Regions from separate parts of the Mus musculus genome. Here all the other regions are linked to region 2. A link is a loop called in an ENCODE intact Hi-C map of the cell type or tissue named here. Cell type or tissue: heart. All regions are shown on one strand. Links, peaks and the distances in the headings refer to the core of each region. The heading gives the core; the rest is flanking DNA.

Region 1 (8,095 bases), core at 1,839-6,838, 170 kb before region 2:
GGCATCCTTCTATCCTCAAGATACAGAGCATCTCCTCACTAATGTTAAGGATGCTGTTCTGTGTATGAGCCCTACAAATGGGGAGATGGGACTGTCTGCACTCCCTCTTGCCTCCCCTTCTGTGTCTCTGGGATTTTGTGACCGCCTTCTTGGGCCCAAGCTTGGAGGAGCTCCTCACTATCTGTATGCACTGCAGCAGAGGCAGACAGAGTGGTTTCTTGACTCTAGCACAACCAGGTTTGCTTTTCAGTGATTTCCTCTTAGCAAATGCACTGTAAAACCATAGCACAAATAATACCATTCTTAAAATTCAGAGAACTATACAAAGAAGAGGAAATAAATAATAGAAATCTAAAATGTCTTACTCAAAGCGTCAAGTCTCCCTTCCCCAATCCTTGCTGTACATTTTGGGTTTAGAAAATCAGGTCTACCCACTGAATAGCACATTATGGTTATTTTCTCTGCTTCTTAGAAACAGAATTTTAAGTGCCTTTACAAGCAGATGTTACTTTCTTTAATGTTAACACTTTTAAGAAATCACTGTTTAGTGCATACTATATTTGGGTTTCCACAGAGAAACAGAACCAATAGGGTATATTTATAAAATAAGGTATTGATTTTTATGATTTGGAAGCTAACAAATCCTAGGATCCAGAGTGAGCAGTCCTGAGACTCAAGGAAAACTGGAAAGCAGCTGTCTCTGCAGCGAGCTGTCTTTCAGGAGATGAGAGGGTATGCACTCTAATCTCAGGGAGGGTACGTTTTTGATCTCTATAAGTCTCTAGCTGAAGATGAGTGGCAGGTGCTTTTTTTGGGGTCTACTGATCGAAATACCAATACACATTCACACAAAAAGAGTAATGTTAGAACAAATATCTAGGCACCCTGTAGCCAGGCAAGTTGGCACATAGAATTAGCCATTTCACCAGAGAACAATTAATTGAAACAATGATCCTAAGTGAAAAGCCATCCAGTCTCCATCTGCTAAACGCTTTTTTGACTGTACCACGTTTGTATATTTTAGAAATGCAGAAAGAAGTCCGGAGAGTTGAGTAAGTTTATCTAAGTAGCTTAACTTGTTAAAAGAGAGCTGGGATCCCAGCCCTCTTACATGCCTTAGCTGGGTGTGGGCAGTTTCCCAAGTGTCTCAGAGTTGCTCCCTCCCTAGGAAGAAAGCACTGAAGGCCTTAGCTATTGCTCAAAGCTCAGGGAAAGCACTGTCCTGTCTTCATGTGTGAACATGCTGGCCTTGGGCAGCATGCAGCTACTAGAAGGGCCCCCCTCTCCTTTGCTTTGAAAGGGCTCTGTGGAACATTAGCAGTAACTGTTTACTGAAAGCCCTACCCTTGTGCTTCAGATGTCCAATCTTCAGGGCTTATCACAGCTCTGTGCTCCCCCACTGCCCACTTGGCTGTAGAGGGGCAGCATGCCAGGTCTGTCATAGGCTGGAATGGGTAAGGATTCTGAAACATCTCTTCAAAACTGTCCCCATGGGCCAGTCCAATCCTGTTCCATTCCTCCCCCATTTTTTTTATAAACAGCTTAAAATGTTCGCACATCAATCATGCCATAGGTGCATGCTGCCTGCTGATTCATCCAGCATGGGTTGGGCCTTCCTCTATGGCGATGGTGCTTGTTCAACAGTGCTGCCGGTCTTTGCCCATCCCCCTCCTGCTCCACACTTTAAGAAAACACTGTTTAGTAACACGCTTAACTCGAAGTGCCTAAATCTATCTTATACACACAGATTCCTTTGTCCTGGACCCTTATAAACCCTCTCTGGTTGCTCCTGGAGTTCCATTCATTATGATAATATACTTAGTCCCCACAGTGCTGTTGAGTTGACTTCGACAACAGCAAGCACCTAATTTTTTCAGAGAGAAGCCCTAAGACTGAAAAGAATGAGTTCCTTACCCAAGTCCACTTACAAGCTACATCTCCCGGGCCAGGTCTTCTAGTGTAGCCTGTAGATATCAGCTCTGAGGGCATGGAGTGAGGGGACCCTCCTGGCCCCATCCAGTGTGCACAGATCACAGAGCAGGCCACATCTGTGGCAGCATCTGTGGGAAGGCTCCTGTTGAAGATCAGCATCACGTACAGCAGCAGTATAGGTGCAGTGCAAAGAAAGATGTATTAGAAGAAAAATGGGGACAGAGGGGGACACACTTTACTGACTAAAGCAGGGCTGCATGGTCGTCATACTTCTGTAGAAGGCCCAAGAAAGGGCTGTGAGTCCTATCACCTGTTAAGTGACTCAGTTAGGTCCTCTATTCCCAGCAGAAGTGGCCTTAGCTACTTCTGTGAATATCATGTATTCAGAGGAAATCAGCTCATGGTTTAAGTGTACTGCACTTAGGTCAGTGAATTCTCCATCCCACTGTCACAACCTGTACTCACGTGCCTCCTCCGTTCTGTGGAGTTTTCCTTCCAGAAGAACTTGGTCTGACTTTCCACGTGGTACTGGTTCCAAAGCTGTGACCCATATCATTGAAAGTGAACAATCTTAGGCAAGGCTTCTGAAGATGGCAGACCAATCGGCACACAAGGAAGCACAACCCTCAGTACTAACAATTCTCAAATTAGAAGAAGTATCTTGCTTTCAAGCCTGTTTCACTTCTTCCTTTAGCCTGGAATAAATGAACTGCAGGTGCTTTGCCAACAGTGGAGGCTCTGTATGGAAGCAGCACTCTCCAGAGGTGGTGACCAAGGGCTCCCTAGAGCCTGTGGACAGAGAACCAACTTCATTCATGGCAGGGGTTCTCAGAGTTAGGACGCATGTTCCTACCCAGGTTCTGTTAATAACTGTGGTTTCTTTATGACAGTGTTGTGGGCCTGGCTTGTTGGCTTGTAAGACTTTGTCTCAGTTGTTGCATGCATCAAATATATCCACAAGAAAGTGCTTTATTGACAACAGAACACCATTTCTCCCCCAAGTTAAGAGCTGGTGTCTTTTGCTAGAAGCAAGGTGGGGATGGTGAGGAGACCAGTCGATTGGTGCAAGTCTCCACTGAATCAATAGGAACGTGAGTGCTTTCTAGGAATAGCTCAGCAGTTCCTGTGGGTAAGACTGTACTCCACTGGGAGACACACAGTCAAGTGTGAAGAGCTTTGAAGAGTTAGGGATGTTGACAAAGGCATAGCTAGCTAGACTTAGTCTGACAGTCTTAGATGAACAGGAAGGTGGTTGGAGAAAGGGGCACAACTGACAGATTTGGGGAGTTCAGACATGTTAGTGAGTCATAAATACAATGGCATATTTAGAAGGGAGGTGGCTGGCAGGACAGGTCAAGGGTGAGTGTGTGCCAGGCTGGAGCTTGCTGACAAGACTGAAGACGTAAAGGACCTGTGTAGGATAAGGGACTGTAGGAGGATGAAAGTGGTGACTGAGAGGGACACGAGGTCAAAAAGGCCCCCAGCCTGATGAATGGTATGCAGAGAGTGAGATCTATGCCAAGGTTACGTGGGAAGATGAAGAAGCAGACGGAGGCTGTGCCAGGATGAGAATCTGTAGGTAGCAGGGATACCAAGGGTCAGGGCAAAGTATCCGGAAGAGCTAGAGAGGAAGGGTAGGGATGTCCAGAAACACACACGAGATTTAAAATTATAACCTAGCCAGTACACATAGAATCACCATTGTGATTGCAGGCTTTGGGAAACAGGTGATTTGGTGTGAGAAATAATTGAAGTTGAAAATGACTGCTTACGGTTACTCTCCTTTTGAACACTAGAGGGCAGCACAGCCATATAGAATGGCAAGTTAGCTTTGTGTTAGGACTGAGTTGAGTTTTTAAGAAAGTTTCAGAAAAGACCTTTTAAAGACGTGCATGCACAGGGGCCTCGGGAGCCTGGGACAGAGAGGCAGCTAGATAAGTGCTTGGTACTCACCCTTCTATATCTTAGTTAGGGTTATTCTTGCTGTGATAAAACACCATGACCATGATAAAACAACTGGGGAGGAGTGGGTTTAATCAGCTTACTCTTCCACAGTACTGTTTGCTACTGAATGAAGTCAGGACAGGAACTCAGAGCAGTGTCTTGGAGGGAGAAGATGATGCAGGGGCCATGGAGGGCGCTGCTTACTGACTTGCTTCTCATGGCTTGCTCAGCCTGCTCTCTTATAGAACTCAGGACCACCAGCCCAGGAATGACACCACTCGCTGACCATGGTCTGGGTCCCTCCGCTACCACTTACTGATTAAGAAAATGCTTTACAGCTGGATCTCATGGAGGTGTTTTCTCAATTTCAGAAGACTCTGTGTGTGTCAAGTTGACATTGAACTAACTAGCCATGACATTATACTTGTCAATTCCTAGTCACATGCAAGAGCTACCTAGTCCATGGGTCCAGGTTTTTACCTCTGGAGGCTAGTCCTTCATGCTGGCTTGGCTTGGTTGTAACATATCTAAAAGTAAGGTCTGGTGTGGAGGCAGTGGGAGAAAAGCTGAGGGGCTGTTTTGTGGCTTTCACATCTGTGGAGTTGTGGTGATAGGGACAGCTGGATGGTCTGTGTCTGTGATGTGGAACAATCCAGAAAACCTTGTAATGTTTCCAAGAGTCTGGAAGGATGAGGAGCAGGGCTGTAAGTGGGTAGCATGTAGCTCAATGGTGATGAGTGTCAGTGGGACTGCTTTCCAGGAGATATACACTATAAGAACTTGTGGATGGGAGGCAGAGTGGTCGGCTGAGAAGACAGCATCAGCACAGGGGCCCATCTGATCCTGCATGTCTGGAAAGTAAGGGTTTCTTCAAAATGTTACCCATCATGTTCTGAAAGGGGCTTTTCTACTCCAATCACTGGGAGAGTCTGCTCAGCTGTGGATGTACAGTTCCAGGCACCTCCAGTTGACACTTAGTAAGACTAAGAGCTGAAGGCCAGACCTGGAAGATCAAGGATTGTAGCCACTAGCTGCTTGCAACTCAGTGAGTTCTGACTACCCATTCTGTGAGCTGTTCTTGCAAAGATCCACTGGGGACACTAGAGATTTATGCAGTCTTTGGTGTACTAGCATAGTGGGCCAGGAGACAGACAGACAGAACCACTTAGCCTCCCTGGTGACCATAGACATGGGGATGCAGATGTGTACGCAAAGAAGGGACACACTTTGTCACTTAAAGCTAACTTGTCCAGCTCAGCTTCTTCAAATTTAACAAGAATATATAAATGCAGTTTCATAGCTGAGCACTCAAGCCCAGCTTTTAACCTTTCATGGTTGATGTTTTTCTTTGGGAAAAATCACATGACCATGGTAACCAGACAGGGGATCCTAAAATGTCTGTGACTTGTGAAAAGAAAGCATTTAGGGAGTTGCCAAGTGTGGCATATGTGTGGTTTATCTTTAGCATCTCCTTCTCTTTCCAGGATACGTCTGTTACCCAGTTAAAGCTCCATTCGAAAGGGGGCTAAGATACAGCTTCAGGGTCATCCTCCGATGCCATCACCACACATACTATATCTCGGTTTCCATGTGCTCGTTCTTTTGTAGGCTGCCTGACTGCATTCACACAAGAATGTGCAGAACAATCTTTATAACTGATGTCCTATTAAAAGAGAATTTTGCACTGAGCAGGTCACTTGAGCTTATCTGAACTGGAGACACGGGCGGCCTGTGAAGTCACTGGCCAAGGTTCTGTGTACAGATACTCTGTCAAAGAAGGACATCTGTTGGGCTCAAACTTCCTTGGTTTATTACAGCAATTTCTTATCATAAGTAAGCAACACTGTGTTTAAATTTCACACATGTGAAATATATATTGTATTTCCAGGCAGGTAACAAGACTCTGTCAATATTTTCTCAGTCACATAGTTCTCAGATTAGAGATTTACTTAAGTAAGGTGGGCCTCATTAGTAGTTCCACTTCTAGCTTTCTTGAGCTTCCCTCAGTCATCACTCCCTGGGTCATGGGTTGGTAAGAAACAGCAAGCCCCAATTCCCCCTGCAGTTATACACTCATGAAGCAAAGCTCTTCAATGAGTTAGAACTTTGTCTCATCCAGGCTGTCTCCTACATGTAGTTCTTGGGTAATTTTCTTAGCTGCACCCATCTTGGTCTTCTTTATAACACTATAATATAAAATGACTCAATGAATACTTTCTTTCTTTTTTTTAAAGATTTATTAATTTTTTTATTTATATGAGTGCACTGCAGCTGTCTTCAGACATACACTAGAAGAGTGCATTAGATCCCATTACAGATGGTTGTGAGCCACCACGTGGTTGCTGGGAATTGAATTCAGGACCTCTGGCAGAACAGTCAGTGTTCTTAACCACTGAGCCATCTCTCCAGCCCGAATACTTTCTTTATAAAAGTACTATAAGCATGCTTTATTTAGTATAAATTATAACACAGAAAGGGAATCCCATGTATGGAATGGGGATCCGTTCTGAGCCAGTCAAGATTGATAACCCAGGGGCAAACTTTGGACCAGCAGATGAAAAAAAAAATACGAGGATGGGAATGTCAAGTGCAGGAAGAATGATGGTGAAGGCGAACTTAGTGTTCTTATTGAGAGGAGCTCAGGGCACCAAGTGTGAGGCATGGGGAAGTTGATAAGATATTGAGGGTTATTAAACACTGAGCTGGTAGAGTCTCTTCTAAGCTTAGGCTGACAAGATGGCTCAGCAGGTAAAGGTACCTTGAGTCTATCCCTGGACACACACATCCCCATGGTAGAAAAAGAGAACCTATTCTCCAATATTGTTCTCTGACCTTTACATTCACATCATGCACATGAATGTCCTGCCACAAAGTATACAAATAAATGTAATAATAATAGAAACAAAACCACCTGAGTTCTCACGACTCATTCTGCAATGGTGTTCAGGCCACACACAAGGACACACTCAACTGCAGTTCTAAAGGGAAAAGCCTGACTGAAGTTCAAAGAGTGTTTTTGTTTGTGTGATCATGAAGGCAATAATGTCAATCTACTGAGATAACACTGAGTCTTAAAATAGAGAAACTCTCTCTTTGTTTTACTACTTACATGGTTTTAGGACTTACATGAGATAGTTGCATCAGAGTCAGCTATTCCAGCCTCTAGCATCGGCATCACCCATGTCACCGTGTCCTATCACCACCGCCAGCCTCGGGGCCGCCATCTTTGACTCACCAAGCTTTGGGTAAAGTGCCTCACGTGACAGAACAGGAAGCAGTTTCCATTTGTATAAATCACTCGATTATCGATGAGTTAGAAGCCTGAGACAAAACCTGTCAGGATTGCATGTCTAAACTCTTAGAGCACCTCCAGTGCACTAGGTTCTGATTTGGGGAGGGAGGAAAAGAATAACCTCCCTTCCTTCTGATGCTCCTCCTCCTCCCTCTCTTCTCCCTCCTCCCCTTGCTCCTCTTCCTCCTTCTATTTTGTCACTTCTGTGTTTCAGTCAGGATCTCTCTACATAGCAGCCTTGGTTGTCACTATTTAGACCAGGCTGGTCTTAGACTCACAGTGGGTCCTCCTGCCTCTGCTTCCTGAGTGCTGGGATTAAAGGCATGTGCCACCACACCTGACATTATTACTTTGAAAAAGATTTTATACAATATATTCTGATCACAGTTTCCCCTCTCCCAACTCCTCCCAGATCCCCCAACTTCCTCACCCACCCAATCCTGTGACCTTCTCTCTCTCTTTCTCCTTATAAAACAAACAAACAAAAAAACAAGCTAGAGTAAAAAATAAAACCACAAGAATCAGCACACACATGCATGCACACACACATGCACACACACACCCCTTCTCAATTAGCCCATACTAGCCCCAGAAAGCAATGGGCTATAAGAGTCTGTACTCTGTCTATGGATACTTTGCAATAGTCATGGGAAGTATTAAAGAGCCCATGTGCTGTTCTGTGTTTTACAGAGGAGATGAGTAAAGAGAGCAGCATGTGTAAACCCAAGCCAACAGAAATGTTATCTTTTAGTTACTGGAGCTTGAGCTAAGTCCTGTGGAACCTAATTTGACTTTGTTTTTAATCGCATGGATGCTGTTACCTTCAGCAAATGTTTCCTTCGGAAACCGGAGCTGTGGAAAGTTCTTGCAGAGGGCAGGCACCCAGCTGGCAAGTGTTTTCCACCTTACTGAGCTGAAGAGCTCTCT
Region 2 (8,095 bases), core at 1,320-6,319:
ATTAAAACAAATATTAAAACATAGCTGGGCAGTAATAGGGCTCTGAAGATAATCTACCTCGATTTCTCTTTCTTTTTTTGAGACAGAATCTTAAGTAGCCCAGGCTAGCCTCAACATATTATGTAGCTGAAGCTCGAACTCTTCCACACCTGGCTTCACCTCAGGGGATATCTAACCCATTACCAAGAAAACCTACTTTACTCGACATTCTAGTTTTTTTTAATGCTTTCACCTGAAAATAGTGTGCTTCGCTTTTATTCTTATATGACCTCACAGCCCTTATTAACTTGCTTCCAGAAAGCAATTTAATATCAAAAAAGAGAATCCTAAAACCAAATAACTCACTATAATTGTGTTGGGTTTTTTTGAATGACACCTCACACCTCTATGGTGAGATCTGGGAAGGGGCCTGCCAAGCACTCATTTCCTCTAAAAACTATTCTGCACAGCAACAATATACTCATACTTACAGAAGTCCTGCTTGGTCAGACATCACAGCCCCAACCCCACCCCAGCCCCGCCCTGCCCCAGCCCTACCTCACCCCAACCCCAACCCCCCCAGCCCCATCCCCACCTCAGCCCCGCCCCCAGCCCCACCCCCACCTCAGCCCCACCCCACCCCACCCTCACCCCAGGGCTTCTGTGCTTGGGTACACATGCTGCCTCACTCCTTCTGAGCCTTTGACATTTCCATACTGCAGAGTTTACCAGGAAAGTGCGAGAACACACTTGATCATTTCCGGTGGAACAAACCAGATCTATCATGGTCTCCTTACAGTTTGAATGAAAACAATCAAATTGCGAGTCATATATATATATATATATATATATATATATATATATATATATATATGAATGTTCTTTGTTCCATTAAGCTGTTATTTTTAAAACTCAAAACAAATTATTGAAGTTCATTTATAAGATTGAGTTGGTCAGGTGAATTAAACGTTATAAGATTTTATTGCCTAGAGACACTCACTTCAGGATTTGTTCAAGATCAATACTTTGGCTTTGCAAAACGGAGGGGTTTTGCAAAGTTGAAGCGATTTACAAACATATAAATGTGTGCATAGTAACATTTTGTCAGTGATCTCCTCGAGTTTGATTCTTCTAGGTAGTATGGCTTACTGCTATTGTCTCAGTGCACGAGCACTGGTGCCCCCTCTACAGTAATATAACTTAATGCTGACGTTCTGGGAACATACCCCGACTGATGGCACACGAGTGTAATCTGGTAGAAACTTCTAACGTCAGCAGTGGAGACATTATATGAATATGAGTATAAGTTGCACTGTCATAAGATAGCAACATCATTTAAGTTTCCGCTCCCCTACCCCTTCCCTCCTCTCCTCCCCCTCTCGGCCTCTCTGTCTTGTGTGGCACTGGGGATGAAACTCGGGCCTAGGACGGCTGGGAAGGCACTCTATCGCTGAGTTATGAGTTAAAACTTAGCAGGATTTCAATAGTTTTGCAGATTTTTGTAAACCTAGATATCTGTGTGTGTGAATGAGACTGTCATGTCAGTAAATCATGAATGACTTAACTCAGGAAAGCCAAGCAGGGAACCCTGGCTTCTCCCCACCAGAGCTCCATTCCACTGCATGCGCTATTGCTATTCTTTTTGAATTATGAGCGTGAATCACTTGAATGGCTCTTGACCATAACTAAGATGACCTAAGTTTGCTTTCTATCCCTAATAATAATTATGCTTCATCTAATTACTATCATCATCTCATCATCCTCTCTCCTCCGTAGATCAGTAACTGGACCAATTCCCCAAAGGTCTACTCTCTCCTTCCTCTCATCCACATTTTCTTCTTTTGCAGATTGGATTTGAGGCCCCTTCTCCCCAGGGACAGTCTGCAGCCTTGGGGAGTGGGGGTGGGGCTGATCCTGAGCCAGCTCGCCACGTCTTCTCCTTCTCCTGGTTGAATTCCCTAAATGAATAATATTTATTCTCGTTGCTGCCCCCTGTCTGCCTGGCTGAGAAGCACATAGGCAGCAGGAAACAGGTGGAAATTCACCACGATTCATATGAAGGGGACCTCTGGACAGGATTTCTGAAAGCAAAACAAAACAATACAACACCACCACCCTTTAATTCCAGATGACTTATCTCACTCATTGAGAAAATGATTATGCTCAGAACAAAATTACAGAAAATACTCTTCTGAAGAAACTTGATCTTCTGCAAATCTTTCATTTGTGTGAGAAACCTTCTGAAGGTTGTGTAGGTGTGGTGCATGCCTGTGTATCAGCCATAAGTGCCAAGTGGTAACAAAGTGGCAGAACACTCTCCCAGCCTCCCTCAGGCTTCTGGTTATTTTAGGACGCTTGTGCCTTTTGCTTTTCTCCTTAGCATTGCAGGTGGTAGGTGATGTTCAGTGTCAGTTCCAAACTGACCGATTTATCAAAATATGGAGATTGGTCACTGACCAAAGCTATGTAGGGCACTGTAGAGGTTCCTTTCCCTATGGATGCCATGGGTGCGCAGACAGGACTTTCCTTTACATGTGGCCACACGTCCATAGTCCAGAAGGCCAAAAATCTAGGGCAACTCTTTTGACATTTTTCTAACCTTATTTACATATCTCATAATCATATCCATGTATTAGGCATTTTAATTGAATTTCAAAGAGGAGCTGTCTACTTTCTTAAGTGTCCTGCCATAGCAGCAATCTGATAATCTGTGGAGCAACTGCATGGATTTAAGTATACACACAATTCTCCCCCTGTGTGCCTTCTCTCTCTCTCTCTCTCCCCCTCTCTCCCTCTGTCTCTTCTCTCCCCCTCTGTCTCTCCCTCCTTTCCTTTCTTCCTCCTTCCCTCCCTCCCTCCCCCCCCCCCCGGTCTCTCTCTCTCCTCTCTCCTTCCTTGCCTTCATCACATAAGTGTAACTTTACTTTAAATGAACTATTAAATAAATGTTTTTAAGAACTTCAGTCTCCCAGCAATTTATTCAGTGATTCATGTTTTATTATTAAGCCATTAATCAAGCATATTTCCAGGGCCTCAAGAGAAGTGCCATCTTCATATATACAAATTAATTTAAAAGTATTAATTATGGAACTAAAATTTTTAGGGTGGTAACTAAACTACTAAAGCAAACGTATTAAAATTAGAAGTGCTGTTTAATTTTAGAAGCAAATAACAGGCCTACAGGTTGCAGTTATTAGGACTGGGATAGAGAGAAATGTGAAAGGTATTTGTGTAGCTATTTTTTTTTAAGAAAAAATTTCCCAAGTGACCTTTCACTGAAAATATGTTTATTTACTTGAGATGCTTGCATTCTTAAGTTTCTCCTATCTAGGCTGGTGAGTAGTACAGTGGGTACAGGCTTGCTCTTGGGCCTAAAGAACCCAGTTCAGGTCCTAGGACTCACATGGTAGGAGGAGTCTGACCTTCTCCAGTTGTCCTCTGACCTCCACCCACTTCCCATGAGGCCCACACTTCCTCGGTCCTCAGCTAATTAGGCTTGCGTGTTATTTCCACTGTGATCAAGTTTTAGAGGTGGGAGGAACCTCTAAAATTATTTAATTTAATCTCAGAAGGGAAGTCTGAGAGGTACAGAGGAAAGCCCAGGACAAATTACAGGGCCAATGTAAGCTATGTGACAAATGTTCCTATCTTTAAGAGAAAATAAAATGTAGGGTGTTTTGTTGAGGGGCAAGTTGTTTGTTGTGCTGTTTTTATGTCTTGTGCTGGGGCCATTTCTGTATGCACACTGAAGAGGAAAAATAAAGCCACAGCAACCTTTGCAGATTTTATTAAAAATATATTTAACGTTCTCTTACACAACCAAATTGACCAAGAATCAGAAAGATGTTTTATTACTGAAACATTTACAAGAAAAAGTTGATTCAAAGAGCTTACACATTTCGTCCTAGCCACCCCTCAAGAATGAATTCTCTTCCACTGCAGCTCCAAATAAAAACAACTGGATGACTCCCATCTGCTTTTTCAAAGGTTTCCTCCTTGGGGCCACATTTTCTTTAAGATATCGCTATAAAGACGCTTATTTGCACATAGAAATTAAGCATGGGCAATACAAATAACGCTGTTTTGTTACGACACAGAAATACACTTTGTGCATGCTAATTAAGGGGTATATAGGCTCTCTCCCTGTACATCTTCTATGCTTCAAGCTATATAAAAATAAACAAATGATATCGGAGCTGCGATATGGTACAGAATACTGTGTTTTAAATTTTTATTTTTACTTGTGTGCTAAATGCAGAATCGTTTTGGCCAAGCGCAACATTTCATTTCCCGATAATCTCCATCAGTTTCCTGTTGCTGTGAGCTTGCTGAGCTAACTGCTCTGCCCGGGCCATTTCCAAGACTTCCCGCAGAAGGTGGAAGGTGAGATCCAGAGAGATGGGCGGCTCCTCCGACCGCCTCTCCCTCTCCAGCGCCCCCTGGTGGCCACCGAGGGCATCCTCGGCGCCGCGTTCGGCCGGCTCCGCGCGGCTGTCGAGCGAGCGCTGAGGCATCTGCAGCTGCTGCAGCAACACGCGGAAAAAGTTAGCCGCAGCCTGGTCGTGCGAGGGGCGGCTGCCGCGACCCGCGGTGAGGGGCGTGGAGTTGGGGGACAGCCGAGCAGCGGGACTTCTGTTGAGATTCCCCAGGCGGAGGAAGTATTCTTCACCCATGCGGATCAGAACCGGCTGAGGTTGCTGGGGCTGCTCCGGCTGCAAGAAATTCAAGGGCTGCGGGGCCCGCGGCGCTCGGGGGACGGATCCCCTGCTGAGCAGGGCCCTGCAAGGCAGGCAGGACGACAGAGCCACCAGCAGCATGCCCGCGGACACCAGCAGCCGCAGCCGCATGTTAGGGGCGCTCTCTGAAGCACCGAGGTTGAGGTCGGGGGAGAGAGAAGGTGGGGGAGAAAGGTAAGATTGGTCAGAGTTTAGCTCAGCTGGAAGGTGCAGCGGGGCTTCCTATCGGACACCCACAGACAAGACAGGCTCTAGGCTTCGGTGACGCTGTCCGCGGTGCTGAAGCTAGGTACCTGCAAAGCTCAACTGGTGCGAGCCCGCGGTGACCCTTCTTTGGAGACCTAGAAGGGACAACCCCTGGCTCCTCTTCCTAAGGACCTCCCAAACGTCTTCCCTAAACCGACTTCCCTGAGCCCGGACAAGTGCCACAGGTTTAAGCTGTCGCACACCCTAATCGCCCCCTTTCGGACATCCTTTTCTGCCAAATTGAGAACAACCTTCTCTGTCTCCATTCCTGCCCTTACTCCGTTTGCTTGGGGACATGGGATGCAATAGGGGAGCCATTCTTTGCACAGACTATGAGCAGTGAGTGGCAGATTGGATTGAGTGGATAAAGATGAGCAGCCGCCGTCTAACTTCGCTTTTTCAAATCGCCACTGTCATCGGAATTTTAAGGCACAGTTAGCGACACACATACATGCATAGGCACAGGCATTCCAGCACATGGGCAGCTGGCTCCGGGGCTCACCACAGCAGCTCAGGCAGCACAAAGTTGGTGGCGCCCGTCTAGGCGCTGCCTACCTTCTCCTCCCTTGGTAGGTGAGCCCGCACTGCTGCCTCTGCAGAGGGACTTCTCTCAGGATGCCTCCTGCAGGTTTTCTTCCTCTTCTCCTTTCTCTTCTTTTTTTCTTTTGCCTTTTCCCTTTCTCTTCAGTCTCTCAACGTACTTGGGCTCTGAGTTTCTCCACACCAGAGCCTGGAGTGAGATTTTATAATGTCGACCCTCTTCAGAAAGCACGCAGCATTTGCCTAATAAGCTGACGCTCTCTTGACAGCTCGATTGCGTGCTGCCTCTGCTCCTGCATAAATAATAGGGCCCTGCCAAGGAGCGAGGGACAGAGTTCTGCTATTTCAACACTGAATCTCACATCCAATTATATCAACAGATATTTATCGCCTCCTTGGTGACGTCAACGAGCCCGAAAATGGAAGGGTTTCTTATGACTTGTCCATTGACAAAAATTTTTGAATGAGACTATCCAAGTGTGGAAAACAGACTGACCTCTTACTATGATAGGCCAGATACGGACCAGAAAAGAGACAGAGAGTGGGAGGGGAAAGAAGAAGAGGTGGGGAGTGCAGAGCTTCCAAGAAGGTAGTTACCATTAAAGGGGTGGATCTGGACATTTCCTGGTGCCTCAGCACCCCCACCTAACTCTTCTGTCAGGTTGTCCTCTCAGGAAACATCTCAGTATCTGAAATCTGTCGTTACTATGGCCTGCCATCTTTCTGCCTGGAGGAGAATGAAGAACTAGGGGACAGAGACAACCAGGTCTGAGTTTTTATCCACTTAGCCCTCCCAAGAGCATACATAGGAATTATGGAGCTGAAGACAAGGCCAGTACGTTTTTTTGAAACCAGCTTAGTGTTTTCCTTCACAAGAAAAGAGCTATTCTAACGAGGAAGGCCATAAACAAAGTCTCTTAAAAGCCTCAGTTTCAAGTGAATCTCAGGCCTCCTATGGTTCTCTTAGAATCTAAAGTTAATCAGGACTGTTCCCCCAAGAAGAGCAGGGTGAGCTGTGTATATTAAACACTCTGTTCGGAGTCTACACCGCAAACCCAATGAGAGAGGCATTGTTCTCTTGTGTTGAAAAAACTTAAGCTGTTTGATAGCCTGAAAAAAAATCAGTTATTGAGTCTGTAAATGAGAATCATTCATTTCACCTCCGTGTACTGTGAAACCATGATGGTATGCAGAGCAAACCACTCAAGTTATTTATTATGTGTTCTGTTCTTTTCTCCACATTCAAATGTGCACCACAAGTGTCTTTAGTTATTGCTTTCTGGCACTATTATAGAACACAATGCCATGTCTATAAATCTACTCTCAAATTTTGAGTTGAATGGAGATTATGTCTAAGTGGGAAGTAGTTACCTTTAATCCTGCAATTCAAGATGCTGTTACAAACTCTAGTGTCTGGGATTCGCTTCAGCTGCTTCATAACCACCACTACTGTTTATCCAAAATTTCCTGTTCCCTGTTTCTGGTTATGTCTGCCATTTTCTCTGTCACAAGTAATGCAATGCAGATTTCCACCCCTGTTTGGGGCCTGTACTAATTGATAACTCTTCTTGAAACAAGAGGAAGGTGTTTTCACACTGGAGGTTGCAGAAAAGTCAGCTCATAGGTGAATGAATGGGATGCATTTCTGATAGAAGAGAACACAGGAAGGATTCTGTCCACAGGAGAAGTGTGATTCATTAATAAATAATGATCAAATTGTGCTTTAGAGGAAAAGTGGGTTTACATTGACCAGGAGGCCTGCAGAACCTTCACTATTGTTACAGTGGGCATTTTAGAGGTTAAAATTCACCTCAGTGTTTGGGATTTTTGTTTGTTGGTCTCTGTTTTGTTTTAACTTTCATTCCTGACCAATTCTTTGCCCATTCATAAAGTTCAGCTTAAGTGCCAGTCTGGAGAGGGAAAGGAGGCCAATGAGTCCTGAAGAGGAAGTAAGAGAGAGACATGCCTATGGGCTTTCCAGGAGAAGTCAGGGAGGGTCCCTGGGGGAAGAAGTGGCACACATGGGCTCTTGCTAACCTCCTGGCCCTCAAGATCCCTCCCATCGGACCATCAGGAGACGTGTTTTTACTCGGGCTCCACTATTGCTGTTGAGCCTTTGCCACGGGGCTTACCTGGAATATAAATTGTGAAGTACCATAATTTACTGAAGCAAATCTCAGAGAACTCGTGTTAGAAATGCTCGCTTGGCTTAAATGAGAACCAGAGGGAATCTGAAGTTACTCAGCGAGTGATAAAGTCAGAACAAGAACCCAGTTCTTTACTGCTGGCCTCACTATTTACACAGCATCACGGCATCCTTTGTGCTTTCTTTCCCAGCACAGGCACACGAATGAGCAGAGACGAGTGGACGAGGTGGAGCAACACACATATCAGCTCTTGGAGGCCTTTTCGTGGGGTTTCCTTTTATTCCCAAGGCACAAGAACACAGAAATTCTTTGTGCAGTGCCCCTTGGCTTTAAATGTCTGTATGTGCACACTGCTATTTTCATGTTAGCTGAATCTTGTGATGTGAGGTTTTTCAGTGCACTGATGCACCTAAAAATGAAAATGCAAAATAAAAATTCACACAAAAA
Region 3 (8,095 bases), core at 1,839-6,838, 64 kb before region 2:
AACTCTTAAGTGGAAAAAAATAATACCCAATAACAGCAACTGTCAGCCTGAGAAGTATTGTCATCCAGCTGGTGGATTTTCTCTCTCTCTCTCTCTCTCTCTCTCTCTCTCTCTCTCTCTCTTCCTTAAATACTATGTGCTCTTGTTTCTTGAATATTTTGTTTTGCAGAAGTACTTCTGTGGCAGATGTAGAATTTTGTTGCTAGGAAAGGAGTCACTGTCCATCGATGAGTACAGTAGTTAACAGAATGTTCTGGATCCTCCAGATGTTACCAGCCTTTGAACCAGAAAGTGGTACAAAGGGCCCAACTGTTTCTGCCCTTCTTGGGTCTCTTCTAAAGGGCAGTCCTTGCTTTGGAACTACCAAAGGTGCTGGCAGAAGCTGTCAACTCAGCATTACTACATGATGTTTTTCGTACCAGGTCCCCCCTCTCCATTTCTACATTAAAAATGTATACATTAAAAATGTGTATTCTAATTCTTTCTCAGATTCATCTCCCTGGAGAACTTGTTGGTATGACATCTTCAAATTATATTTATTTTCTCTCAGAAAGATATTTAGAGACTGTATTAATTTTCGATTGCTGTAGTAAGACACAATGAACAATGTAATTTGTAAAAGCAAGCATCTAACTTGGGGCTTACAGTTTCAGAAGGTTAGTTCGTGGCCATCATGGTAGAAAGAAAGTGACATAGCCACCAGGTGGGTCATTGGGGAAGGAATGGAGGAAGAGAGGCAGGGAAGGAGGGAGGGAGTGATGAGAGGAGAGATCCACCTAAAATGGTAAGGGCTTTTGAAACCTCAAAGTTGATGCGCAGGGACACACCTCCTAATCTTTCCCAAATAGATTCACCAACTGTGGACCAAACATTCAAATATATTGAGCTTATGGGGTCATTCTCATTCAAACAAGCACAGAGCCTCCTGCAAATTTGACCTTTCTGCTTTCACATGTGCTATTTGATTGGGTAGGCAATTTTGTCTCAAAGTTGTCTTCTCACAGAAAGGCCCTGCCCTACTGCCTTTTAGTGTGTGCTGCTGCTAGGTCTGGCTACAGACCAATTCTTATTCTTGTTCAAGGCTGCTGTCTTTTGTTTTGTTGGGCCCTCATTGGTGAAAGCCTCCAAGGGTTTTACATTTCACCAGCCTGTGTTCAGCCTTGGCTGTTTTTATCCAGTCCTCATGGATGGCCACTTTGCTCCCCGATTGCCTGTTTTATGTTCTAGAACATGTATTCGGGAGTTGTGTTCTCTGGATCTCTTTTCCATGCTCTCACTTTTATAATGTTTTGCTTTCCAATGTCTGATGTGCTTCAAGATATGTGCACTCTGATTTACATCTTCACATTTGGTCATCATCTATGTCTGACGTATAATTTTTTTGCCTGAGCAGACCTGGTTTTAAGGTTTAAGAACTCAGTTGCTCTCTGATGCTTTTGCTACCTGTGTTCTGGTTTTCACTGTTGCAATACCTTCTTGGATTCCTAGAGGAGAACCATAAGCATTTCGAAACATACTTTTGTTCCGTTACTCATGTTATTTTTAATTCTCTTGGGCCATTTGCTTCATTTGAACTTTCTTCTATTTAAGGTGTTGTTTCCCCATTTAAGAGACAAATGGGCTTTCTCATTTACTGGGAAGGGCTGAAGCGCATGCTGTATCTCATCAAGAGCTCAGCGATTTGTAGGGGAGCCCTACGGCCCTAGAGAAAAAGGAACTGAAGGCACTGAGGAAGGAGCCTTCCTGACACTATAGCCTTCATTTCCTACGGCTTCCCTGTGTGACTGTGTCTGTAGCTCACGTGAAATTTTGTAATAAGAGACAAAAAAATAAAAGAAACCACCATCATCCCCCACTTCTTGGTCCCCTGTGCTTCTTCCTCTTAAGTTGCTTGAGGGTGATGGTTTCTCTCACAGTGCAAAGATGCTGTAACAATGACCTGAAAATAATCACTTTGTTTCCTACCCTTGCAAAATAAGAAAATGAACTAAGAACACGATAGCGGCTCTTTGGTTTGTCTATGAACTTACGTGGAGGAAAGCAACGCTCCCTCAACTTCCATAAAGGTTCTTTTTTCTTTTTTTCTTTTTTAACCCTGAGAAACACTAAACAACTTTAAAGATACCAGCTGCTATCTAGTCGGCATGATAACAGCCACCTAGCTCCTTTTGCTCAAACACCTGACTTGGTGAAAAGACCCAAGCCAATGGGTGGATTAAAAACAAAAAACAAAAAAAAACCAAAAAGCCCTACAACTGTGTGGGCACATTATCAGAATATGGAGACAAACACTTATCATTTTACTGTCTTAAAATGCCAAGTAATGGCCCACTTAGATAAAATATTTTTCTGAACGCTTCAGAACCATGTCAAAAATGTATTTTAATGAATGGCCCTGCGCCACGTGCCTTAAGAGGGGTGATGGGGCCAGGAGCAGGGACAGGCTGGTTATTAATGCAGGCTGCTATAAGTACTGAGCTAGCCCAACACGGTTGGGCCAAAAGCTCGAGCCAGGTAGGAGTCGAACCTACAATCTTCTGATCCGTAGTCAGACGCGTTATCCATTGCGCCACTGGCCCGTCGGCGTGGGCTACTCTAGGGGCTTTCGAGATGACAGCATGAGATCGTTCTCTACAGTCTTATAGTGAGAAGGGCAAAGGTGGCACAGGCAGGCGAGGCGAAGAATGAGAACCAGAGCCTGGGCCTCCCGAGGACTTTGTGCTAGGGTCCTTTCTAGGCCGCTCAGGAATGCGGGAGGCAAAACGATGGCTGTGCGCATGCGTAGAACGACCCGCGCCCCTAACGTCTGAGTCCTGACTAGTGCGCATGCGCAGCTCCCTCTGTCAACCGAACTCCTGATTGAGATGTGTTCAGTGTCAAGGGGCAGAACATTTCTTGTGTCCCTTCGATAGCTCAGCTGGTAGAGCGGAGGACTGTAGCTAACTCCCCGTTAGAAGACATCCTTAGGTCGCTGGTTCGACTCCGGCTCGAAGGAGACAGTAATGTTTTCTCCATGCTTATGTGTTTAGACTTACCGGTCTTGCCCGGGGCCCCACTCTCAGCTACTGTACTCGCTAACCATCTTGGCGGTTCGAGGACTTTCTCTCCCAAAAGGGCCTGTATTCTTCCGTACTCGTCAACCTTTTGCGACCTCATAGTGAGAGCGCTCTCCGACCAGTCCCAGAGTACGGGTGTACTACCACTAAGTCGGTTCCTCACGTATGCGGTTGCGCGAGCCCGCGTTCCACGCACGGGGGCGACCTTTTTCCCGGCCGCGCGGAGCAGTGACGTGGCGTTATGGAGCCCTTCCGTCAACCGGCTTGCCGCTCCCTTCGATAGCTCAGCTGGTAGAGCGGAGGACTGTAGGCTTGTGGCTGTGGACATCCTTAGGTCGCTGGTTCGATTCCGGCTCGAAGGAAAGAGCTTGCTATTTTCTTTTACCTTTTAATCCTATCTATGAGGCATGTTCGGAACAAATTTCCATGCCTCGCAGTGCGCTCCTCCTCCTCTAGGGGAGCACATAAAGGCCAGATGCCGGTGGAGGGGGATTAGCTCAAATGGTAGAGCGCTCGCTTAGCATGCGAGAGGTAGCGGGATCGATGCCCGCATCCTCCAGTTCCCCTTTTTTTGTCTTTGCATTTCTGTAGTTTTTCTTTTCATTGTTATATACCTCAATTGAAGCCGAAAGACAGTAGGCAAAACTCAGCGAGATGATTTTCAACCTTTCAACCTTGTATTTTGTGTGGTGTCCAAAACTTCCAGGCATGCATTAACCGGTATGCAACAGCCGCTCCCCAGCAAAACCCGGAAATAGACCCAGCTTTAAACCCTGGCTAAGCTGAGGGTCCGGGGCTGTGTGGCTCCACGGGGGACGAGGCCTAAGGGTGTATATCATGGCGCTGGAGTGATTTTCTTCAGAAGCGTACGGGACTCTAGTCTTCTCCAGGAAGAAATTGTGGGGCATCGCGTAGACTAGGGACTTTCACAGAGGGTAAATTGAAAATTAAAACAAACGAACAAATGAAGCAAACCAAACCAAACCGAACCAAAAAAAAAAAAAAAAAAAAAAAAAGGTCCGATTTAGGCTCCCTCGTTAAAAGACATACTACACACGTACACACATATACTTCAGTCAAGGGCAGAATTATTAGCCTTTTGACGATTATAATAAGTCATAATTCCTTTGTACATTTTAGAGTCCTGGGCAACCTGTGTGCTTTTGTTTCCAGTGTATACAATCTGCTGCAATTTCTAGCTGTCTTCCACTTTCTATCTTTCCATTTTTAATCCTATTTTGTTATTTTCAATAAAGCTTTTGATTAAATCTTTGTCACTTAAATATATCCCCCTACATAAAATTATGTATTTTTCTTATTTTACAAAGGTTCCAAGTAACTCCTCGGGGCCTGCAGGTGTGGCATGTTCACCAGGCCTCTTCTCAAAGGCTTCAGGAGCTGGGCTTGAGTTGCCTGTGCCTCCCAAGTACCGTGTGTGTGCGTGTGCGTGCGCGTGTGCGTGTGTGTGTGTATGCGTGTGCCAGAGCAGGGTGTGCAGGCCTCTAGCTCTTCACTGTCTTCCTCCGCTTTCCCAGAACTGGGGTTATTGGTGTTCACCACAGTGCTTTGCCACTTAAATCTTATTTGTGAACAATAACAATTCCTGTAAGTGTATGTGGTAAAAAGAGAAAGGAATGTCAAGTCAGATAGTAGGGATGGTATCTGCACCAGAATCCAGACACTTCCTGAGGTCAGCAATCCAGACAGGGAAGTGCAGAGGTTCAGATGTGAAAATCAGGAGGCTGGGTCACAGAGAGGTTAGTCACACAGGAAGTGAGAGCCAGTGGCTTGTGTTGACTCTGTAGGACATTGGACAGGGTGCTCAGCATCTGGGTTATTTCCCTTTCATCTTCCATAAAGCAGGATGGCCCTGTGGCACTTCCTCTCACTTAAGATAGAATTTCACTCTCTTAGCAGAGGTCCTGGAACACAGTAAGAATCAATAAGAAGGGGGATGCGGATGGAGGAAAAGGAAACGGGAGGGGAGGAGAGTGAGAGGCATAAATGCAGCCTGGTATTCTGCTGGCACACTGCAGAGCCTGGGACAGACTTCAGTACCAAGGGGCCTGGTGAACATGCTACACCCGCAGGCCCCGAGGAGTTACGTGGAATCTTTGCATATGTGTTGTCTAAACACATATGTGCTGTCTAAACACATAAGACAGTGCAGAAAAGGGGTGCTGGGCTTTCCCAAGCCAAGGAAGTAGACCAAGACTGAAAATACAGAATGTGGTTAAACACATTATGGGATGGCCATGTAATAGCGTATGTGTAAAAGTAACCACTGGCATTTTACTAAGAGCTTGTAAGAACATGGCGGCAGGGGTGTGTAGTTCCAATGGTGCTAAGGAGGACTAGAGCCTGGTGAAGGCGTCAGATAGGACCACTTGCTGGGCATCTCACTGGGTATTTCTAGCACAGAAATTGTGCCAAAAAGCTAAGAAGCTGAGTGGTGGTGGCGCACACCTTCAATCCCAGGAATTGGGTGGCAGAGGCAGGCAGATTTCTGAGTTCGAGGCCAGTCTGGTCTACAGAGTGAGTTCCAGGACAGCCAGGGCTACACAGAGAAACCCTGTCTCGGAAAAACTAAAACCATGCAGGGGCTGAGGATGGTTTCTTAGAACCATGTGGACTTCTGAGCACCGCCCTGCTGAAGCAACACAGGTTTCCAACCTCTTGAACTTGTCACAAACTCTTACAGAGGACAGAAAATATTGCTGTAAGCCAATGAGGTTGTTTGTCTTGATCATCAACATAACTGATAACTTGTTTGGTTTGTCCTTAATGGGACAAGTATTTACAATCCCATGTATGGCCATGGTCTCTGTTGAACATTTGCACGGTTTGGGTTATTTCAAATTTTTGGCAGGCCTTGACGGTGGAGACTTAATTTCTATTGTTTGAAGCTTGTATTTCTCTTGTCCTTTGTGGGTTTTGTCTGTTTCTTTAAACTTTTATTGGACATATGAAAACGTCTTGTTGACTTGCAATGCACATTTTGTAGTTAAAGTCTGTAATCAGCAATAAAAACCCAAAATGTGCAAAACAAAAAAAACAAAACAAAAACAAAAAAACCCAAAAAACAAAAAACAAAAAAAAGAAAAACTAAAACCAACACAAAACAAAAACCAACAACAACAACAACAAAAATTGTGCCAAGAAATGTTCAGAAGAAAGTATGGTATGCTAATTTTTACTCATTTTCTCAAAGATCTTCGTGATGAAGTGAAATCTAGAAAGAACAACTTTGAAGGTGGAACAATTATCAAGATAAAACACAGCTTCCAGTGAGCAGTTTGCAATCAGCTTAATACATGAAATGCCAGCGTGTAAAGCACTTGAAATTAGTCCCTTCCTTGTGATTTTTATCTTTATGAAATGTCATTTCTCATTCAAAATTTAAAGTCATATGTTCAAACTCCTTGTTGCCAGGTAGCAAGAAAAACTGTAACAGAGCCAATGAGCAGAGGCAACATGGCAAGTGACCAGTGGAGTTTCTGATCAGGTACTGGGCTCTTCTGCGTAGGTAATAACTGGGATCTCACTACACAGATGAAGGCTAGGGCTGGTTTATTTCTCAGTAACTTTTAAGATCGATGCATAAAAGCAGAAATTCTCAGGATGAGGGTCTTGCCTCTGTTGTCACTGTAAGGGGTGGTGGTTTTGTGTATTCTAGACTGGCCTTCAATAGGGTGCGGCCTTGGCTCTACCTCCCACACACTGGGAAAACAGGAATGCGCAAGTAGCTCACATTTTTTAGGAAGTGGGGTTTTTTGTTTGTTTGTTTGTTTGTTTGTTTTTATCCACAGCTTTGGCTATAGGAAACCAAAGGAAGAGCCATTGTATCTGGGTGATCTACCAAGCCTTATGGAGAGAAGGTGAAGCCCCAGCTGACAGTATATTGTTAATATGGAATCTGTGTCAAGGACCCCAGTGTAGCAGACCCAAGGAGGGAAAAAGCCTACCCCAGGTGAGGTCCACAGGGATGACAAAGCTTTCCTCTGTTCCCAGAACTAGTGAGGAGTGACTGGCCTTTAGTTAAAACCAGTGTATGCAGAAACTGTCAACCAGAGCTTCCTGCCTCTGTATGTGTGCATGCTGAGGGTGCTGCTTCTCAGAGGCCTCCCTCTGGAGGAGTTAGCCCCTTCCCTGTGTGATATACACAGGAACTTTCTGGGGGGATTTATTGTATCATGGGTGACCCCACACAGCTTTTCTAGCTGTCATTTCTTCATTCTTGTGTCCCTTGAGTCATGTTTCCAGGGCCAAGTTGTGCAGAACACAGCAGAGCCTGGTACTTGGAACAAACCCAGTTCATCTAAATTTCAAATAAAGTGTAGCCTTCTTTATGGAATGTGTAGTGTATTTTGCTTATAATAGTTGTGGGGAGGAGGACGGATGGATGTGTATTGCAGAAAACTACTAACATTTTTAGCCCAGGAGTTGGCTCAAGTACCCACATAAAAACACTTGCAACCCTAGTGCTGGGCGATGAAGACAGAAGAGTCCCAGGGGCTCACTAACCAGTCAGCCTGTGCAATTGTCCTGTCTTCAGAAGATTCAGAGCATGAGAGCTCATGGCAGCTGATGTCAGTGTCTGGCTGTCATATGCACGTACACGCAGAGCTAGCACATCTGTGCCCACACACCAAGAACACTTGGTTTACCCAAGATTAATTATTTGCTGTTTTGTTTTGTTCTGGGATTAAAGTAATTTGGAGGAGAATTAATCAATGCTGCAAGCCATGTCCTGCGTGTGTGTGTCCACTCTTCCTAAGCCCCCTCCTTCAGGGCTCACCAGTGCCTCCAGCATTCACATCATCTGGTGTTCTTACCTTGTTTTGTTTGTATTTTTCTCTGTTTTAATGATGGAATCAGTCATAACTTCCTCGATTTTACTGGGTATAAGATATTAAGCTAGAAGCAAGACTGGCCTTGCAATTCCTGGTTTTCTTTCAGTCTATGTTGATCTTGATTGCCAAAGGACTGATTTTAGAATCTTTTAGGAAGCCTTTGGGCATGTCTGTGAAGGCACTTCA

What was found. A loop is a pair of places that touch in the nucleus more often than their neighbours do. Peaks named below come from ENCODE experiments on the same cell type or tissue, not always from the same donor. Only the 100,000 strongest peaks of a DNase experiment are listed, where the experiment ranks them.
Region 1: a loop joins it to region 2, with 3 times the contacts of the local background. A loop is called at or near these places in 9 of 42 quality-filtered maps.
Region 3: a loop joins it to region 2, with 3 times the contacts of the local background. A loop is called at or near these places in 16 of 42 quality-filtered maps.

The regions. Positions count from the first base shown.
Region 1 is chr3:19,518,632-19,526,726 of GRCm38, forward strand. All of the region lies in intron 1 of Dnajc5b (DnaJ heat shock protein family (Hsp40) member C5 beta), which reads left to right. Among named protein-coding and RNA genes, the nearest start is that of Dnajc5b, 14 kb to the left of the region's middle. In heart, for the core only: a CTCF peak has its summit at 3,732 (motif pointing right); no DNase peak of the experiment used is centred there.
Region 2 is chr3:19,689,651-19,697,745 of GRCm38, forward strand. Trim55 (tripartite motif-containing 55) reads left to right here. Exons shown (of 10, transcript NM_001081281.2): 10 at 1,827-2,934. The coding sequence ends at 1,949. It overlaps Crh (corticotropin releasing hormone), which reads right to left and starts at 5,746. Exons shown (of 2, transcript NM_205769.3): 1 at 5,517-5,746; 2 at 3,751-4,840. The coding sequence starts at 4,826. The coding sequence ends at 4,263. Gm42189 (a long non-coding RNA gene) reads left to right here and starts at 4,623. Exons shown (of 3, transcript XR_880694.3): 1 at 4,623-4,889. In heart, for the core only: CTCF peaks have their summits at 1,989, 4,419 (motif pointing left) and 4,632; a DNase peak (open chromatin) is centred at 4,921; H3K4me3 peaks cover 941 bases; H3K27ac peaks cover 390 bases; H3K27me3 peaks cover 777 bases.
Region 3 is chr3:19,625,453-19,633,547 of GRCm38, forward strand. It overlaps n-TRacg3 (a tRNA gene), which reads right to left and starts at 2,579; the gene lies at 2,507-2,579. It overlaps n-TYgta1 (a tRNA gene), which reads left to right and starts at 2,903; the gene lies at 2,903-2,995. n-TYgta2 (a tRNA gene) reads left to right here and starts at 3,330; the gene lies at 3,330-3,418. n-TAagc14 (a tRNA gene) reads left to right here and starts at 3,543; the gene lies at 3,543-3,615. In heart, for the core only: a CTCF peak has its summit at 3,509; DNase peaks (open chromatin) are centred at 2,829, 3,309 and 3,819; H3K4me3 peaks cover 2,266 bases; H3K27ac peaks cover 3,201 bases.